Regions from separate parts of the Homo sapiens genome. Here regions 1 and 3 are each linked to region 2. Evidence: chromatin contacts called from ENCODE Hi-C data. All regions are on one chromosome and are shown on one strand. Each heading gives the region's core, a stretch centred on a gene start or an enhancer-like site at or near the end of the contact. The rest is flanking DNA. Distances are from core to core; before and after follow the strand shown. Region 1 overlaps LOC105369905 (a long non-coding RNA gene). Region 2 holds the start of CRADD (CARD and death domain containing adaptor protein). Region 3 holds the start of USP44 (ubiquitin specific peptidase 44).

Region 1 (2,700 bases), core at 138-2,637, 1.1 Mb before region 2:
GGCAGCTTAAACAACAAACACCTAATTCTCAGAGTTCCAGAGACTGGAAAGGTCAAGATCAAGATACCAGTACATTTGGTGTCTTGCGAGGGCCTGTTTCCTGGTCCGTAGATGGCTGTCTTCTTGCTGTGTCCTCAGCAGGTGGAAAAAGAGCTAGCTAGCTTTCTGGGGTCCCTTTTATAAGAACACCAATTCCATTCATAGGGGCTCCACTCTTATGACCTAAATACCTCTCAGAGGCCCTACCTCCCAATATCATCACATTGGGGGTTAGGATTTCAACATGTGAATATTCAGTCCATAGCACCTGCAGAAGGATCTACCTTTAACAGTTCTCTGTTGTCAAATGAATATGGTGTGAGCTACTTACAGGCACATAAGGTACTTTCTAACCTGGCCCCAGCCCTGGTAAGAAACAGACTGGCATAGGTAGTTTGAAGAGAGATTAATAGAAGGACTACAAAGATGTAGGTGGACTCTAGAGAAACTACGAGGGATAGTAATGTGGAAAGATGGGAGGAGGTGCCTGCCCCCCGACCGCAGGCCTAAAGTGGTGGAAAGGAGGAAAGAGAGAGGCTGTGTGGAGAGGGCCCTTGCTGAGACCTTCAGGGAAGGAATGCAGCCAGCTCAAGGCCACCCTGACCCCTCTCCTCTCACCCTTACCTGCGCCCTATTTACTGAATCCAACACAGAGGGAAGATATTGAGGTGGCCCACACAAGCAGCTTTCCATGACACAGAATTGAATAGAGAAGGGTAGTGGACCTGGAGAAACCAACGGAAGATATTCAAACCAATCTCTTTCCAAATTTCTCATTCATTCATTCATTCACTGATACTTTTATTTCTTCATTCAACAACTTCGATTGAGTGCTGTGTCAGGAACTGACTAGGATACTAGAGATACACCAGGAACAAGACAGTTGGTGTCCTGACCCTGATGTCTCATGCTACCTTCCAGAGAAGCAGGTAAAAAACATGGTGAGAGGTAAAATAATTACAGGTCACAATACATTCCTAGTGATAGATGCTGTGATGGGGAATAACAGGGGACTTGCATCAGGGAAAGTGGCCATGGATGATCTTCCTGAGGAGGTAAGACCTGAGGATAGAGAAGGGATTGGCCATGAAAATAGGTTGGGAAGAATATTCTACAAATAAGAAGCAGAATGTGCAGCAGCCCTGAAGTAGAACTCTGCTGTGGTGATCCAGGCACAAAAAGGAACAAGTGTGGCCAGGGTTGGGAAGTAAGAGATGGGCTCGGGACGGTGGGCAGGGACCGCCCCCTGCCAGGCTCCACCAGCTACAGTAAGGAGCTTGGGCAATGACACGTCCTTGAACCAGGGCATTTTGTAAACATCCTTCTGAACTGCTCACCCTGCCAAATATTGTGGCTTTCATGTGTCATGCCTCTGTGCCTTTGCGCATGTAGTGCCCCTGCCTAGAAACTCACCCCCTCTCTTCTACCAGACAGTTACTCATCCTGTGTGACCCAGTTTATATGTCATTTCCTGTGCGAAGCCTTTCTTGGTCTCCTCAGTCTGTCTCAGTCACTTCCTCTTCTGTGCTCCCTTAGCACTTTGTACATGTCTCCCTGCTTTGTCACTATTTGTTTACTGATCATCCCTCTCTCAGGACAGTGAACTCTTTGAAGGCAAAAGCTATTTTACGCTTCTTTGCATCCCTACCCTACTCCACCTCACACCCCCAAGCCCTTGAAGAACTGATACCATGTTCATCTTTGCATCCTCACCCTACTCTTCCCCCAACCCCTAGTTCACCTGGCCCAGGGTGTGCCACGTTAGTAACATCCAAGAATGCATGCTGCATGAATAAAGTTGCAGAAAATAGACCTCCCACTAATTCTGACCTTCAATAGCAATAATACCTGCCCAGAAGAGGCTACCAGTGAATTGTGATGTTTTAAAGCTTCCTGAGCATATAAGACAGCTGCTGGAATCCACTTAAGCAATTAGAAGTTAGATGTTCAACTAGAGTTTACAGGATGCCTTTAATCTATAAAGGATAATAATAGGTAACATTTATTAAATGCTTACTGTATACCAGTCTATTCTAGCAGCTGCACTAGAATGTATTCATTTAATCTTCAGAACAAAACTCTGAGCTGTTTACTCATACTAACCTACTTTACAGATGAGGAAACTGAGGTACAGTGGGGTTAACTGATTCAATGAGGACCACACAGCCAGTAACAGGCAGGACAGGGATTGAGACCCAGGTAGTCCAGCTCCAGAACCCAAACTCTTTTTGCGTGTGTGGATAATTTTTTTTTCTTTTGTTTTTTTGTTTGTTTGTTGTTGTTCCTGTTTTGTTTTGTTTTTGTTTTTTTGAGATGGAGTTTCACTCTTTTTGCTCAGGCTGGAGTGCAGTGGCACAATCTCGGCTCACTGCAACCTCCGCCTCCCGGGTTCAAGCAATTCTCCTCCTCAGCCTCCTGAGTAGCTGGGACTACAGGTGGACACCACCATGCCTAGCTAAGTTTTTGTATTTTTAGTAGAGACAGGGTTTCACCATATTGGCCAGGATGGTCTCTATCTCCTGACCTCGTGATCTGCCTGCCTCGGCCTCCCAAAATGCTGGGATTACAGGCGTGAGCCACCACGCCCAGCCACTTTTTTTTTTAATTTATTTTTTAACTTTTAGTTTCAGGGTTACATGTGCAGGTTTGCTCTATAAATAC
Region 2 (2,700 bases), core at 23-2,522:
ATTGATTTGCTTAACAAAGATATTTTCATTTTCCACCAAAGGGTTTGGCTGTGAAAACCTTTGCAGAAATAATATTTTAGGAGTTTTTTCCCCCTGTACTGTCAACTGATTTTTAGTAAGCATATGACTTTCTGTATGTATCATCCAATTGATTTAAAAATGAATCAATGAATGTATTTATTGATCGCCTGCCTCGCTTCACAAAGGAATGTGAGGAAGGACACCCAATTTGGCATTGCTGTGTTTCTCTGTATTTGGGTCATGCATTTTTTCTTGCTTTCCACATTGAAAATGTGGTGGATGCAGTAGATTGGCTTTAAGTGTCAGGCCTTCCCTCATTTACTATACCTTTTTGTGTTTCACAAGCTGGAAAGCTACCAACTACATGCTCTAGACATCCTTGCTGCTAATATTCTGCATGTCAGATTGGTCTCACCAATGGCACGCAGCAAAGCAAGATTTGCAGGTGCTGTTTTCTTGCTGCTGGCAAATGCAGCCGTGGAGACCACCGTTTTTTGCAGCACTGTTCCAGTGTCCTGTTAATTGTTCTGTCGGTGTTGAGAGGAGGTTGGGGACCAGGCATGGCAACTTCCTGACGCCATCTTCCTGATTGTGGGCAGCAGCCACAATCAGCAATCTTATCTAGGTAGTCATCCATGGATGTTCAGCTCAGCCCTTCTCCAGCCTTTCCAATGATTTCGAATGTCCCCAATTCCCCCTAACGAATCCCTTTCTGACTAGGAGTAACTAGCTGAGTGCTGCAATGAAATCCTGACTGACAGATTTGTAAACTCTTTGCGGGCAGGAACCCTTGATATAAATAAATGACCTTGCATTTTAATGGAGGGAAGCAGAAGGATAAACAAATGAATAAGTGAAAAGTTTTAATAAGATGGTGATGCGTAAAAAATAAAGCTGGTTAATGGGGAGTGCAGGAAATGAGCGCAGCTGTCTTGCCGTTTTAATCAGATAGGTCAGAGAAGGCTTCTCTACTAGGGTGGCTTTTGACCTGCCTCTCTGTTAGGTCAATTGTGTGCGAGGCCCTGATGGAGTTACTGTGTTAAAATGCAATGATTCAATTACTCCATTACTTAGATACCCTTTAAGTGACACTACGGTTGTCCATCTCCCCGCTATTGAATTGTTTACCCACAGTAAGCATGGCGGGAAGAGCTTCGATCCGACCCTTGAACGCTCAATAAAAATGGCGACAGCACTTCCTGTACTTGCCCTCAACAAAGATGGTGTCAACACTTCCTGTTTAGGGTTTTCGCCATTAACAAAGATGGTGCTTATGGGGCAGGTTCCCTAACAGTCAGGATTCCGGTTGCAGTTTTTCTCCCCCGCCCCAAAGATACGTGGTTGCAGACGTAAGTAACAGGAATCCATCTTTCTTTGAAAGTCCTGCATTGTAGCGTCTGCGACCTGGGCCCTGCGGGGGCTTCCCCGCCCCGCTAACTTGCTCCGCATTTCCGATCCGGGCCAAGGCTGGGTGGCTGCGGCAGTGCCGGAGGCCCGCTCTCCCCTTGGTCCGCTCTTTAGTTCATTCCCAGCACTCCCTCTTTAGCGGGTCAAGTTGCCGCAGAAACCGCCCGTAGTCTTCCTGTTTGATACAAGGGTTTCAGCGGCCGAAGCAGAGCCTTTTTAAATAGTTCCCAATGGGCGCTCACGGCCAAACGTGAACACCTCCCCTCCTCACCTGTCACCTCCTGAACTTTACAGGGTTGCGAGGGGGAGTGTGGGATCGGGTGTCGCCTAGCCGTGGTCGTACTGCCCGGGTGTGTCTGAAGCCCCATCTGTCATCCCTGCCTGCCTTCCCGGTCACTTAACCTTCACTGCCTTACACACAACCAAGCCACAGCACACTGGTGCAGGGGTGGTGGAACTGCACCTTCAAATCGTGCCTGGCTACTGACCAGTGCTGGGGTGTGTGCTTTTTTTGAAAGAAAAAAATCCCATAAAATGTCCCATGCATGTGCGGCCACGACAGTGTTGTGCTGGAGATTCGGAATTCTTAGTGGGAAGGAATGGAGTCTGTGACTGTATATTGTGTAAAGTTTATTGTAGACTGGGCACAAACAACAATTTTCTTAAAGGTGATCGTGTAGAGGACTTTTAGCGAAAAGAGCCTTAAATTCTGAACCTGCTGATTTCTGTCCTGCACTCCTATTACTGATCAGGTTTTGCAAATACTTGTGATCAAAAAAAGGGGACCTGCGTCCACCTTGGCAGTTTCTGCCTTGGTGGTGGTGGTGCAGGTCTGATGAGGGCAATGTGAAAATAAAACCACCATTTCTTCTCCAGCGTGTTAAAATTAGTGCTGCTCTGTAATCTTCAGATAAAAATTGCTTGTTCAGAAGGGTCTCTGACCCACTTTTTTTTTTTCTTTTTCCAAATTTCTTTATTGAACGAGGAATTGAGCTGGGACCCCATTGTGTGAAAAGCAGAAACAGAAAAGATGATTCATCTTCATTGTTGTTCATTATGTTAGGAAACATTCAAAATTAACCTGGCTTGGCTTAATCAGTGAATTAAATACCATGACCTGGCAGTCTGCTATGGTTTAAAGATGTGCTTGACCTGAAGGAACTTACATTGCAGTGACACTGTCTTTAGGGCCACATCAACATGTCTGTAATTTGAGCTGTGATTTTGGCTCTTTCCAGGGAGAAATGGAGGCCAGAGACAAACAAGTACTCC
Region 3 (2,700 bases), core at 89-2,588, 1.9 Mb after region 2:
ATTGCACTCAAGCCTGGGCAGCAACAAGAGCGAAACTCCGTCTCAGAAAAAAAAAAAAAAAAAAAAAATCTGATATAACACAGGAAGTTCTTATGTTAACAAAATAGATACAAAATAGCAACAATGTCTAATCAATTCATGTTTGAAAAAAATACCAAATATGTACATTAAGGTTACAACTGCATAAAATGTAGTCATGCAAATAAAGATTAAAGGGATGAATTTGCATAGTTTAATACTCATTTTGTTCTTTTTTCTATATATTTAAGTGCATAATAATTCTGATTCAATAATGACCCCAGTGCACTTCTCCCACTCAAAACATCTAACCTCTATGTTGTACTTTTGCCCACCACCTGAATTTCTCAAATGCATTAAAAGCATTACATGAGGGCATCTCTTAAGATGAAATATTTAAAATTTAAGTATTTCTGGCATGCAATATGGTTTTTCCTGTAATTCCTTGAAAGCAAAATATTAATAATAGAAAAATCAAAACTCTTGCTTTCCTATTATAATGCCATAAAACCATTCTGGAAGGTCGTTTGGGAGATAGGAAGAGTCTTAGTTGCCTCCCTCTGATCTAGTAATTGGGCGGGGTCTTTTAAGGACTAAAATGATGTGAATAAATGAAGAGAAAAAGTGAAATGGGAAGAAAAGCAAAGGCAAGCTGTGTAAGGCATAGGTGGAGAGTGCTGAATAGTGTCTTCAATAAAATGCCTTAATACAATGATGTAAGCTAGGAAGAGGTGCGGAGTGGGAAGGGAAGAGGCTGGAGACAAATTCTCATTACTAGTGTTAGTAATTAAAGAGCAGATGTTTGTAGTTTAGCTTTTTCTTCATACTTATTACTACTTATTCAACTTTGAAATTTCCTCAGCTACCATTTTATTCATGATCTTCACTATCTAGGCCTAAATTATAGCATGCTCTAGCTCATTTCCTGAGCTCCAGAACCTCTCTATTGCAATTTTATTTTTACATAGCAATCATAGTCATTCTTCTCCTTAAATTTTCCTATTTGTTTTTTAACCCGTCTCATCGAATCTAAGCTTTTTACTGTAACATTAAAAAAAAGAAAAGAAAAAAGCCTCCTTCCCTGCCCACCTTCATCAATGATGTCCCCAAACTTACCTATTAAAACCTCAAAATCAGTCTTTCCCCAGGTCGGCCTTTGGATAACTCAGAGGTCAGTCCCTGCAGGATCGCCCAGTTTCCATCAGGGCAAATGCTGATCTCCTAAGTGAAAAGTCCTGGCGGCTGCCTCCAGTGCCCCCCTGCAAATCATTACAAATCAACCTCTTTCAGGTTTGGCTTAAACTCTCACCTCCTGGAAACTGCTTTCCTGAAGTCACAAACCGGGCGTGCAGATCCCCATCCCCCACCCCCAGCAGTGCATTATTATGCAGTCACTGCTTTTGTTCCGAGTTCTGAGCCTGCTTCTATTTGCATCGTAACCTCTTTGGGGGCCGGGACTGTGCACTTGCTCCCTTTCTATACCTCTCCACAGTTCCTAGTACCGGCCAAAAACACTGCTGAAATGCCTAATGAATCAACCAGAAGTTCCTTAGCATAATATAGGAGCGTGGAAGTGATGTTTAGGGGGGCTTCCCTTGCTTCCCTGATCCCCAGATGGAGAGAAATGGCAATTTGCCCTTCCAAGGTAAGCAGTTTCCTAAACCAGATAAAATTTTAACGATTCTGAAACCTAATGGATGTGTAACTACTCAATTCTGAGTTACTACACAAACAGTTTTGCCCTTTGTATCCTGAGAGAAAAGTACGAATGAATTAAAAGAAGACAAAACATTGTAAATTTCATAAACCTCAGAGTGGCTTTTTATGCTTTATGTCGATTTTTAGAATTTCCTAGTCCAGTCTTTCATGAATCGAAGAATATTTCAGGAATCATAATTGCAGACTAAAGAATTTATGAGCTTGTGAAATTTTAGGAATCACTTTTAAGACTTTTCAGAGTTTTACAGACAATGCTCTTACCTAATAACTAATATTCGCTTAACATTTTTTTCAACACCTAAATGCCTGGCACCATGCTAAGCATTGAGATATTCATAGCATTCATTTCAATGGTTATGAGGAGATGAAGGATTGAGCAGAGGAAGTGGGTAAAGAAACGCTAAATAACTCAGCCATAAACTTTTGATTAAGGTGTAGCAACACACTTCAGTTGAACTTTTTAAATGAGAGGAACCCAAACGACCTTAAATTTCTGGCAAATATGAAAGAAAGGAGTTGAGAAAAAAGGAGTATGGAAAAAAGAGCAGCAGATGTAAGCTATGGCCTTAGTGGAGGAAAGTGAGTAGAAGGGGCTTTAGAATTCGCCTTTTTTCTTTAATTCTAAGAATGAGGTTGGTAGCAGGTAAGGAAGGTAAATGCCAGCTGAGTAGATGGTACCAAAGTTGATTTGTTTTTAAAAGACCATTGTTTATTTGGTGGTCTGTCAGGGAAACTTGTACCTTGCAGGTGAATTTCCAACATAGGCCTACTGGAAACTGAAACCCTGAGCCCCAGGGTTTAGGTATAAATGGAAGCAAAATTGTGAAGTGAGTCCATTTCTCCCCCTTTTTAAACATAAACATCCACTCCACCTCCACCCTATACTCAGTTTTTCTTTTCTTTTCTTTTCTTTTTTTTTTTTTTTTTGAGACAGAGTCTCGCTCTGTCACCCAGGTTGGAGTG

The links. A loop is a pair of places that touch in the nucleus more often than their neighbours do. Pooled maps may share reads with other maps.
Region 1: a map of B cell shows a loop between it and region 2 (13-fold over the local background). The contact joins the enhancer-like site here to the promoter of CRADD in region 2. A Hi-C loop is called at or near these places in 2 of 168 maps with a recorded cell type or tissue (B cell and naive thymus-derived CD4-positive, alpha-beta T cell) and 7 of 50 pooled maps.
Region 3: a map of CD8-positive, alpha-beta T cell shows a loop between it and region 2 (15-fold over the local background). The contact joins the promoter of USP44 here to the promoter of CRADD in region 2. A Hi-C loop is called at or near these places in 3 of 168 maps with a recorded cell type or tissue (B cell, CD8-positive, alpha-beta T cell and naive thymus-derived CD4-positive, alpha-beta T cell) and 5 of 50 pooled maps.

Annotation. Positions count from the first base shown.
Region 1 is chr12:92,592,569-92,595,268 of GRCh38, forward strand. The region is part of intron 1 of LOC105369905 (a long non-coding RNA gene); the gene reads left to right. Among named protein-coding and RNA genes, the nearest start is that of PLEKHG7, 110 kb to the right of the region's middle. RefSeq lists enhancers at 692-1,891, 1,131-1,230. Within about 2 kb of position 1,388, at least 14 of the 41 ENCODE cell types and tissues checked have a DNase peak (open chromatin) inside an H3K27ac peak, as active enhancers do; they include B cell, where a contact is called at or near this core.
Region 2 is chr12:93,676,103-93,678,802 of GRCh38, forward strand. CRADD (CARD and death domain containing adaptor protein) reads left to right here and starts at 1,273. Exons shown (of 3, transcript NM_003805.5): 1 at 1,273-1,370; 2 at 2,667-2,700. The coding sequence starts at 2,673. RefSeq lists enhancers at 514-1,329, 1,118-1,357, 1,330-2,144.
Region 3 is chr12:95,550,138-95,552,837 of GRCh38, forward strand. USP44 (ubiquitin specific peptidase 44) reads right to left here and starts at 1,339. Exons shown (of 6, transcript NM_032147.5): 1 at 1,135-1,339.